2 separate regions of the Homo sapiens genome follow, and region 2 is linked to region 1. The links are chromatin contacts, found by Hi-C or POLR2A ChIA-PET in ENCODE. All regions are on one chromosome and are shown on one strand. Each heading gives the region's core, a stretch centred on a gene start or an enhancer-like site at or near the end of the contact. The rest is flanking DNA. Distances are from core to core; before and after follow the strand shown. Region 1 holds the start of NEU1 (neuraminidase 1). Region 2 has its middle 11 kb from the start of ZBTB12.

What was found. Hi-C counts contacts between places; a loop is a spot of excess contacts on that map. ChIA-PET counts read pairs that join two places held with the same protein, here RNA polymerase II (POLR2A). Pooled maps may share reads with other maps.
Region 2: a pooled map shows a loop between it and region 1 (10-fold over the local background). The contact joins the enhancer-like site here to the promoter of NEU1 in region 1. A Hi-C loop is called at or near these places in 5 of 168 maps with a recorded cell type or tissue (GM12878, endothelial cell of umbilical vein, heart right ventricle and 2 more), 2 of 37 single-sample maps with no recorded cell type and 19 of 50 pooled maps. POLR2A ChIA-PET finds 5 or more read pairs at or near these places in 24 of 52 experiments (AG04449, CD4-positive, alpha-beta T cell, CD4-positive, alpha-beta memory T cell and 18 more).

What each region holds. Positions count from the first base shown.
Region 1 is chr6:31,860,956-31,864,464 of GRCh38, reverse strand. NEU1 (neuraminidase 1) reads left to right here and starts at 1,644. Exons shown (of 6, transcript NM_000434.4): 1 at 1,644-1,847; 2 at 2,274-2,466; 3 at 3,015-3,277. The coding sequence starts at 1,689. SLC44A4 (solute carrier family 44 member 4) reads left to right here. Exons shown (of 21, transcript NM_025257.3): 21 at 717-1,273. The coding sequence ends at 838. RefSeq lists enhancers at 1-213, 214-837, 838-1,463.
Region 2 is chr6:31,910,277-31,916,348 of GRCh38, reverse strand. It overlaps a transcript of C2 not described here. Among named protein-coding and RNA genes, the nearest start is that of ZBTB12, 11 kb to the right of the region's middle. Within about 2 kb of position 4,813, at least 4 of the 41 ENCODE cell types and tissues checked have a DNase peak (open chromatin) inside an H3K27ac peak, as active enhancers do.

The sequences.
Region 1 (3,509 bases), core at 395-2,894:
GCCGGTAGGCTCTCCAAAGAAGGAGCATTCTGATGGAGAGGTCTCTGCTATCTTCCCTAAGAAATCTCGGGTAGAAGTTAGCCATTAGAGGCCAGGCATGGTGGCTCACGCCTGTCATGCCAGCACTTTGGGGGACCGAGGTGGGCAGATCACCCTGAGGTCAGGAGTTCGAGACCAGCCTGGCCCACATGGTGAAACCCCTCTCTACTAAAAATACAAAAAATTAGCTGGGCGCGGTGGCGGGCGCCTGTAATCCCAGCCACTTGGGAGGCTGAAGCAGGAGAATCGCTTGAACTCAGGAGGCGGAGGTTGCAGCGAGCCGAGATTGCGCTACTGCACTTCAGCTTGGGCGACAGCAAGACTCCGTCTCAAAACAAAGAAAAAAGATTAAAAAAAAAAAAGAGCCATTAGAGAGACTTCCCAGCAGGTGGCTGTAGCGGCAGGGGATTTTCTTACTCTACAGCATGCATCCATTCAGGGTTTGCCAGTCTCCTCCTAAGCGACTGACATGCATTTTTTCCGCTAATTCTTATCATCGCTCTATGCAACATAATATTCCCGACCCCACTTCACAGGAGGAAACTGAGATTACATAACCTGCCCGGGGGTAAGGGTGGTGGTGCAGCTTGGATTCCAAATCCCGCAGGCAGCTTGCCTCCCAGTCCCCGATTTCCTGGCCCCAGGGTCCGCTCTAACCGGTCTCTGTTGCGGCTCAGTGGAAGACCTGGAGCGGAACAACGGCTCCCTGGACCGGCCCTACTACATGTCCAAGAGCCTTCTAAAGATTCTGGGCAAGAAGAACGAGGCGCCCCCGGACAACAAGAAGAGGAAGAAGTGACAGCTCCGGCCCTGATCCAGGACTGCACCCCACCCCCACCGTCCAGCCATCCAACCTCACTTCGCCTTACAGGTCTCCATTTTGTGGTAAAAAAAGGTTTTAGGCCAGGCGCCGTGGCTCACGCCTGTAATCCAACACTTTGAGAGGCTGAGGCGGGCGGATCACCTGAGTCAGGAGTTCGAGACCAGCCTGGCCAACATGGTGAAACCTCCGTCTCTATTAAAAATACAAAAATTAGCCGAGAGTGGTGGCATGCACCTGTCATCCCAGCTACTCGGGAGGCTGAGGCAGGAGAATCGCTTGAACCCGGGAGGCAGAGGTTGCAGTGAGCCGAGATCGCGCCACTGCACTCCAACCTGGGTGACAGACTCTGTCTCCAAAACAAAACAAACAAACAAAAAGATTTTATTAAAGATATTTTGTTAACTCAGTAAATCTGTGACTCATTCTCTCCACGACGACAGGCGGCCTTTTTTTTTCCGCGCCCGGCTCTTTAAAATCGGCCCCGCCCCTGTGACGTGTCCTGGTGCCGCGGCCAATCAAAAAGCCCAATAAGGATGGTGCCAGTCCCTTCTTCACCCCAGCCAGTCCGCTTCCCGTTCGGGTCACGCGCTCCGGGCCTCCAAGAGGGCCTCCAAGAGGGCCAATCGGAAGGGCAAGCTTCGAGATGCTGCGTGATCACGTGGGAGGAGATGAGCTACTTGAAGACCAATTAGAGTCCGGGAAGCGCGGCGGGGCCTCCAGACCGGGGCGGGCTTAAGGGTGACATCTGCGCTTTAAAGGGTCCGGGTCAGCTGACTCCCGACTCTGTGGAGTCTAGCTGCCAGGGTCGCGGCAGCTGCGGGGAGAGATGACTGGGGAGCGACCCAGCACGGCGCTCCCGGACAGACGCTGGGGGCCGCGGATTCTGGGCTTCTGGGGAGGCTGTAGGGTTTGGGTGTTTGCCGCGATCTTCCTGCTGCTGTCTCTGGCAGCCTCCTGGTCCAAGGCTGAGAACGACTTCGGTCTGGTGAGTCACCCTTTGCATAGCCCCATCCCCGACCCGCGCAGGTGATCGACACCTAGTGTCCCCCGGAACGCGGGCGGCTGAGCCGACTTTCCGCGACAGGACCCTTTTCTTTCTCCCAGACCCCGTTTCCTCCTACCGCTCCCAGCCCCTCTCCCTCTCCGGGTCCCCGTCCTTCTCCTCATTCGAGCCCCTTCCTCTTTTGGGGTCCCCTTCCCTCCCTGAAGGCGCCTTCTCCTTTCGTAGACCCTCCCCTGCTCCGAGCCTCCAGCTTCGCTCCAAACTCCCCTTCGTGTTCCTCTTTCTTGTTCTGGGACCCCATCCCCTACTCGGGATCCCCATTAGATCCTCCCTCTCCCATCGGAACGTGGGTTCCTAAAACCCCCAAGACAAGTTTGTCTTTGTTGACCCTTCCTCCTCCCATGACAGGTGCAGCCGCTGGTGACCATGGAGCAACTGCTGTGGGTGAGCGGGAGACAGATCGGCTCAGTGGACACCTTCCGCATCCCGCTCATCACAGCCACTCCGCGGGGCACTCTTCTCGCCTTTGCTGAGGCGAGGAAAATGTCCTCATCCGATGAGGGGGCCAAGTTCATCGCCCTGCGGAGGTCCATGGACCAGGGTATAAAGATGTCTGGGTGAAAGAGCCGGTGCTAGGTTGGATGGGTGGGCAGCCCAATGAGCCCAAGGGCCCTGAGGATAGGGGAACTTAGAGGGTTGGTTGCCTGAGTCCCTGAGGGGTAGAGGGAACCCGAGAAGGGCAAGTGTCTAGGACAGTGATCTGGAAATTGGGATCACCAAGGAGTTGGACATTCACTTAGCAAACATTTATTGGGTACTATATACCTATACCAGGCACTATTTTAGGTTTCATGAATATAGCCACGAACAAAACAGATCAAAAATCTCTGCCCTCAGGATTTAAATTGTACTGGAAGGAGACAGACAAGCATAATAAACAAGTAAACTTTTTTGTCTGTTGCAAGGTGATAAATGCAATGGAGAAAAATAAAACAGGACAAGAGGTATAGATAGTGCAAGTGTTGGATTGCACCCTGGGACCATCGGAAGGCCTGAGGTCCCTAGCAGAAGGTGGGAAATTAACGGGAAGTGGTAGAAAGGGTACCTGCAGAGTGCTCACTCTGGGTTTCTTCCTCCAATTTTTTTCAGGCAGCACATGGTCTCCTACAGCGTTCATTGTCAATGATGGGGATGTCCCCGATGGGCTGAACCTTGGGGCAGTAGTGAGCGATGTTGAGACAGGAGTAGTATTTCTTTTCTACTCCCTTTGTGCTCACAAGGCCGGCTGCCAGGTGGCCTCTACCATGTTGGTATGGAGCAAGGATGATGGTGTTTCCTGGAGCACACCCCGGAATCTCTCCCTGGATATTGGCACTGAAGTGTTTGCCCCTGGACCGGGCTCTGGTATTCAGGTCTCTGTCCTAGGAGATAGGTGGAGGGGGCTGCCTTGTGGAGAGTCTGAGGGATACCCCCAAATGGACTCCTTTCCAAGGGGAAGATTCTCTGAAGTCAGATTTTCTGGCTTGGGTGGGATTCCTTGAAAGACAGGGCATCCTGGTAGGAACACATTATCAGGAGAAGAGGGAACTCTGCCATTGGCTTCCCATTTGGCATTGTCAACAGGACTGCGTTAGTCCATGCAAT
Region 2 (6,072 bases), core at 3,564-6,063, 49 kb before region 1:
GACCTCAGGTGATCCACCCACCTCAGCCTCCCAAAGTGCTGGGATTACAGGCGTGAGCCACCATACCCGGCCAACATCATTCTCTTAAACTGGCCTTTCCTCCTTCAGGATCTCACACTCCCTATAGCCTCGCTTCTGCTTTCTGGGATCACCTAAATTAACTACCTATGGCCAAGTCCTGTCTCAAGCTCTGCTGTCAGGGTCACCAAAATTAAGATCATCCCTTTCCATCCTCCTCTCCCTATAAACTACTGCCCTTCTTCCACAAACTCCTTCCACGCCAGCAAACCCAGACTGTAACATTAACACAGAGTTATAATCCATCCATATACTGGTCTCTCCACATTCCTGGAGCACAAACTGCTAAAGGGTAGGAACGCTGTGACACGTTTGGTTCCCCCACTGTCCAGTGGGAGAGAGATATGTGAGCCAGTCAGCGCTACACCGAGTTGAGGCAGCCATTGAGGCTCTTCATGAATTTTCCCGTTTTCTGCCTTCCAGGCACATGATAGGATGGAATTCCTCAGCCCTCCTGAAGTTAGGCCACTGCAAGAGGCCTAACTGGCTTGCTTTGGCCAGTGAAATAAGAGCAGAAGTCACATGTGTTGTTACTGTCAGGCACAAGTATTTAACTGCCAATGTAACACAAGACACTCCAGCACCCTCTTTTGATGGAGCCTCCTTTGATCTGGATGCCTGAGTGACTATGATGATCAGAGACTCTAACACTCCTACTGACCCAACAGAGAGCAATAGTGAGAAATAAAACTGTTGTGTTAAGCTACTGAGATTCCAGGGTTGTTTGTTACTGCAGCATGATGTAGCCATCCTGACTGATACAAGCTGAGATAGGAGTCCATATAAAGTTCACAGGGACACAAACAGGGGAATATTAGGTCTCTCTAGAAGATCAGAAAGGTTTCATCAATGAACTTGAGATAGCCTTAAAAGATGAGTGTTTACCTGACAAGGAAGAGATGCAAGCATCCAGGTGAGCAATGAAACCCCAGAGCGCATTAAAGGAACTGCAAGTTCAGGACCTTTCAGGGCTGGGGAGGGAAGGAAGGCCACAATGACACTAGACCAGGGAGGAAGGAGAGAATGCCTTATGGAAGAAACAGCATTTACAGCTTGTAAGGCGATTTGCTATATGGAATTTTAGATAAGGAAGTGATATGATTTGATTTGCATTTCAGAAATATTATTCTGGAATCAGTATGTAGGGGCTGGAAGACCAGTTAAGAGACATTTAGAGTCCTGGCAAGACAACAGGGGCTAAAAGCAAGCACAGAAATGAGGAAGGGAAAGCCAGCACCAACGTTGAGGCATAGACCACGGGGCCCCTGAGCCCTCCTCTGACTCTCAGAACACCTGGGTGTCTTATCACATTGCACCATGACTGCTTGTTCATTGTTTTTGTTGTTGTTGTTGTTGTTGTGATGGAGTCTTGCTCTGTCGCCCAGGCTGGAGTGCAGTGGTGTGATCTTGGCTCACTGCAAGCTCCGCCTCCCGGGTTCACGCCATTCTCCTGCCTCAGCCTCCCAAGTAGCTGGGACTACAGGCGCCTGCCACCACGCCTGGCTAATTTTTTTGTATTTTTAGTAGAGACGGGGTTTCACCGTGTTAGCCAGGATGGTCTCCATCTCCTGACCTCGTGATCCACCCGTCTCGGCCTCCCACAGTGCTGGGATTACAGGCGTGAACCACCGCGCCCGGCCGATTGCTTGTTCATTAACTATAGTCTTCTTTTTTTTTTTTGAGACGGAGTCTCACTCTGTTGCCCAGGCTGGAGTGCAGTGGCACGATCTCGGCTCACTGCAACCTCTGCCTCCTAGGTTCAAGCGATTCTTCTGCCTCAGCCTCCCAAGTAGCTGGGACTACAGGCATACACCACTACGCCCAGCTAATTTTTGTATTTTTAGTAGAGATGGGGTTTCACCATATTGGCCAGGCTGGTCTCGAACTCCTGACCTCATGATCCGCCCACCTCGGCCTCCCAAAGTGCTGGGATTACAGGAGTGAGCCACCGCGCCCGGCCACTCAGGCAGGATTTCTATGTGACAGTCTTGAGGCAGAATTCCTTCTCTGGGAAACCTAAGTCTTTGCTCTTTAGGCCACAATATCAAGAGTAATCTCCTGGCTGGGCGTGGTGGCTCACACCTGAAATCCCAGCACTTTGAGAGGCCGAGGCAGGCGGATCACAAGGTCATGAGATTGAGACCATCCTGGCCAACATAGTGAAACACGGTGAATACAAAACTTAACTGGGCGTGTTGGCATGTGCCTGTAATCTCAGCTACTTGGGAGGCTGAGGCAGGACAATCACTTGAACCAGGGAGTCGGATCGCAGGTTGCAGTGAGCCAAGATCGCGCCTGGGTGACAGAGCGAGATTCCGTCTTAAAAAAAAAAGGGCCAGGCACGGTGGCTCATGCCTGTAATCCCAGCACTTCTGGAGGCCAAGGCGGGCAGATCACGAGGTCATGAGTTCAAGACCAGCCTGGCCAACATAGTGAAATCCTGTCTCTACTAAAAATACAAAAATTAGCCGGGTGTGGTGCCTGTAGTCCCAGCTACACGGGAGCCTGAGGCGGGAGAATTGCTTACACCCAGGAGGCGGAGGTTGCAGTGAGCCGAGATCACGCCACTACACTCCAGCCAGGGTGACAGAATGAGACTCCATCTCAAAAAAAAAAGAGTAAACTCCTTTACTTAACGTCAGCTGAGTATAGATGGCAATGTCTTTGCTTCGTTTTATTTTTTTGAGATGGAGTTTCGCTTTTGTTGCCCAGACTTGCCCAGACTGGAGTGCAATGGCACGGTCTCAGCTCACTGTAACCTCTGCCTTCCAGGTTCAAATGATTCTTGTGCCTCAGCCTCCCAACTAGCTGGGATTACAGGTGCCTGCCACCACACCCAGCTAATTTTTGTATTTTTAGTAGAGATAGCGGTTCACCATGTTGGCCAGGCTGGTCGCGAACTCCTCACCTCAGGTGATCTGCCCACCTTGGCCTCCCAAAGTGCTCCAATTACTGGCGTGAGCCACTGTGCCCAGCCAAGATGTCAGTGTTATCTACAAAATGCCCTCACTGAAGTATCCAGACTACAGTCAGGCATGGTGGCATGCTTGTAGTCCCAGATACCCAGGAGGCTGAGGCAGGAGAATCACTTGAGACTGGGAGTTCAAGTTCAGCCTGGAGAACATAGTGAGAGTCTATCTCATTAAGATAAATAATAATGCAAATGTGTATATATACAGTGCCCAAGGGCACCATAGCCTTGCCAAATTGACACATCTTTTTTTTTTTTTTTTTTTTTTTGTGGAAACAGGGTTTCACCATCTTACCCAGAGTGGTCTTGAAATCCTGGGCTCAAGTAATCCTCCCACCTTGCCCTCCTAAAGTGCTGGGATTACAGGCGTGAGCCACTGCGCTTGGCCTGACACATAAAATTAACCATCACAGAGTCATCAATGTGGTAACCAATCTCTTTTTTTTTTTTTTTCTTTTTTGAGATAGAGTCCCGCTCTGTCACTCAGGCTGGAGTGTAGTGATATGATCTCAGCTCACTGCAGCCTCTGCCTCCCAGGTTCAAGCGATTCTCCTGCCTCAGCCTCCTGAGTAGCTGGGATTACAGGCACACACCATCACCCTGGTTAATTTTTTGTATTTTCAGTAGAGACAGGGTTTCACCATGTTGGCCAGACTGGTCTCGAACTCCTGACCTCAGGTGATCCACCTGCCTCAGCCTCCCAAAGTGCTCGGATTACAGGTGTGAGCCACCGTGCCCGGCCTGGTAACCAATCTCTAAAGAGCACATGGTACCACCCAGAGAGAATGAGATAAAGGCCTAGAAGGCCAAAGGCATCAACAGAGGAAAAGGTCAAGACAGGAAAGGAGTGAGGGTTTATAGAACAGACTGAAATTATAGAAGGAAGGGAGCCTGGATACAGGGGTGTCATGGAAACCAGGGAAAAGCAGTGGATCAAACAGTGTGGTCAAGTATGTCACAGACTGCAGAAAGCTCAAGTAAGAGGAGCACTGAATAATATCCATTAAATTTGAAGCCTTTATATCTTTTTTCCCAAGAAGCAACAGTCTCATGGCTGGTGTACAACTGCTTCAGAAAATAGTTTAGCATTAGCAGGGAAGCTGAACAGGTGCAGACCTCAACATCCAGCAACTCCACTCTTACGAATATGTGGATGCTTGCTACTCAGACTGTGGTCCACAGACAGACAGCATCAGCATCAGCAGGAACTTGTAGAAATGCAGAATCTGGCCAGGCACGGTGGCTCAACGCCTGTAATCCCAGCACTTTGGGAGACTGCAGTGGGCGGATCGCTTGAGCCCAGGAGTTAGAGACCAGCCTTGGCAACGTAGTGACCCGGTCTCAAATTGGAAAAAAAAAAAAAAAAAAAGGGCCAGACATGGTGGCTCATGCCTGTAATCTCAGCACTTTGGGAGGCTGAGGCGGGCAAATCACCTGAGGTCAGGAGTGCGAGACCAGCTTGGCCAACATGGTGAAACCCCATTTCTACTAAAAATACAAAAATTAGCCAGGCGTGGTGGCATGTGCCTGTAGTCCCAGCTACTTGGGAGGCTGAGGCAGGAGAATTGCTTGAACCCGGGAGGCGGAGGCTGCAGTGTGCCACTGCACTCCAGCCTGGGCAACAGAGCGAGACTCTGTCTCAAAAAAAAAAGAGAGAGAAAAAAAAAAAAAGAAAGAAACACAGAATCTCAGGCCCCACCCAGACCTACTGACTCAGACTCCGAATTAAAACTCCAGATGACTCATGTGCATGCTGATTTCAAGAAGCATGTAATCTTCAAACCCTTTTGCTCACATTAAAAGAATTTTGCAAATTATGTACCCCTTGCATGTTTTTATGCTGCTATCTAAAACTTTCCCCAAATGTTTAGTTGCAAAAGAATGCCATTCCAGTGTGTTGTAAACATGGATCTTTTTTTAAAAGTCTTATTTCACTTTTTAACCATTCCCTTCATGATTCATTTTATTTTTTTTTTTATGTATTTATTTGTTTATTTTTTGAGACAAGAGTCTCCCTCTGTCTCCTAGGCTGGAGTGCAGTGGCGCCATCTCGGCTCACTGCAACCTCCGCCTCCCAGGTTCCAGCAATTCTCCTGCCTCCACCTCTCGAGTAGCTGGGACTACAGGTGCCTGCCACCACGTCTGGCTAATTTTCGTATTTTTAGTAGAGACGGGGTTTCACCTTGTTGCTCAGGCTGGTCTCGAACTCCTGACTTCAGGTGATCCACCCGCTTTGGTCTCCCAAAGTGCTGGGATTACAGGCATGAGCCACCACACCCAGCCCAATTCATTTTATTTATTTATTTTTTATTTTATTTTTAAGATGGAAGCTTGCTCTGTCACCCAGGCTGGAGTGCAGTGGCACGATCTCGGCTCACTGCAACCTCTGCCTCCCGGGTTCAAGAGATTATCCTGCCTCAGCCTCCCGAGTAGCTGGGATTACAGGCATGCGCCACCACGCCTGGCTAATTTTTGTATTTTTAGTAGAGATGGGGTTTCATCATGTTGGCCAGGCTGGTCTTGAACTCCTGACCTCAAGTGATTCATCTGCCTCAGCCTCCCAAAGTGCTGGGATTACAGGTGTGGGCCACCGTGCTGGGCTCATGATTCATTTTTAAAGTACATGATTATAATCTTCTTTAACAGTCAGAAATTTCACATTGTTCTATTTCTTCTGAATTCTTATTTTCATAGTTCTATTTCTACCCCCAAGACATTATCCTAATGTAATACATTTTGTGCTTGAAAGCCTTCTAAGCCTGAGCAACATGGCAAAACCCTGTCTCTACAACAAATAACAAAAATTAGCTGGGTGTGGTGGCGTGTGCCTGTAGTCCTAGCTACTCTGGAGGCTGAGGTGGGAGGATCACCTGTTCCTGGGGAGGTCAAGCCTGCAGTGAGTCATGATTGTGCATTCCAGCCTGGGCAACAGAGTGAGACCTTGTCAAAAAAAAAAAAATGAGCAAAGGACTTGAATAGATATTTCTCCAGAGAAGACACACAAATGGCCAACAAGGACATGA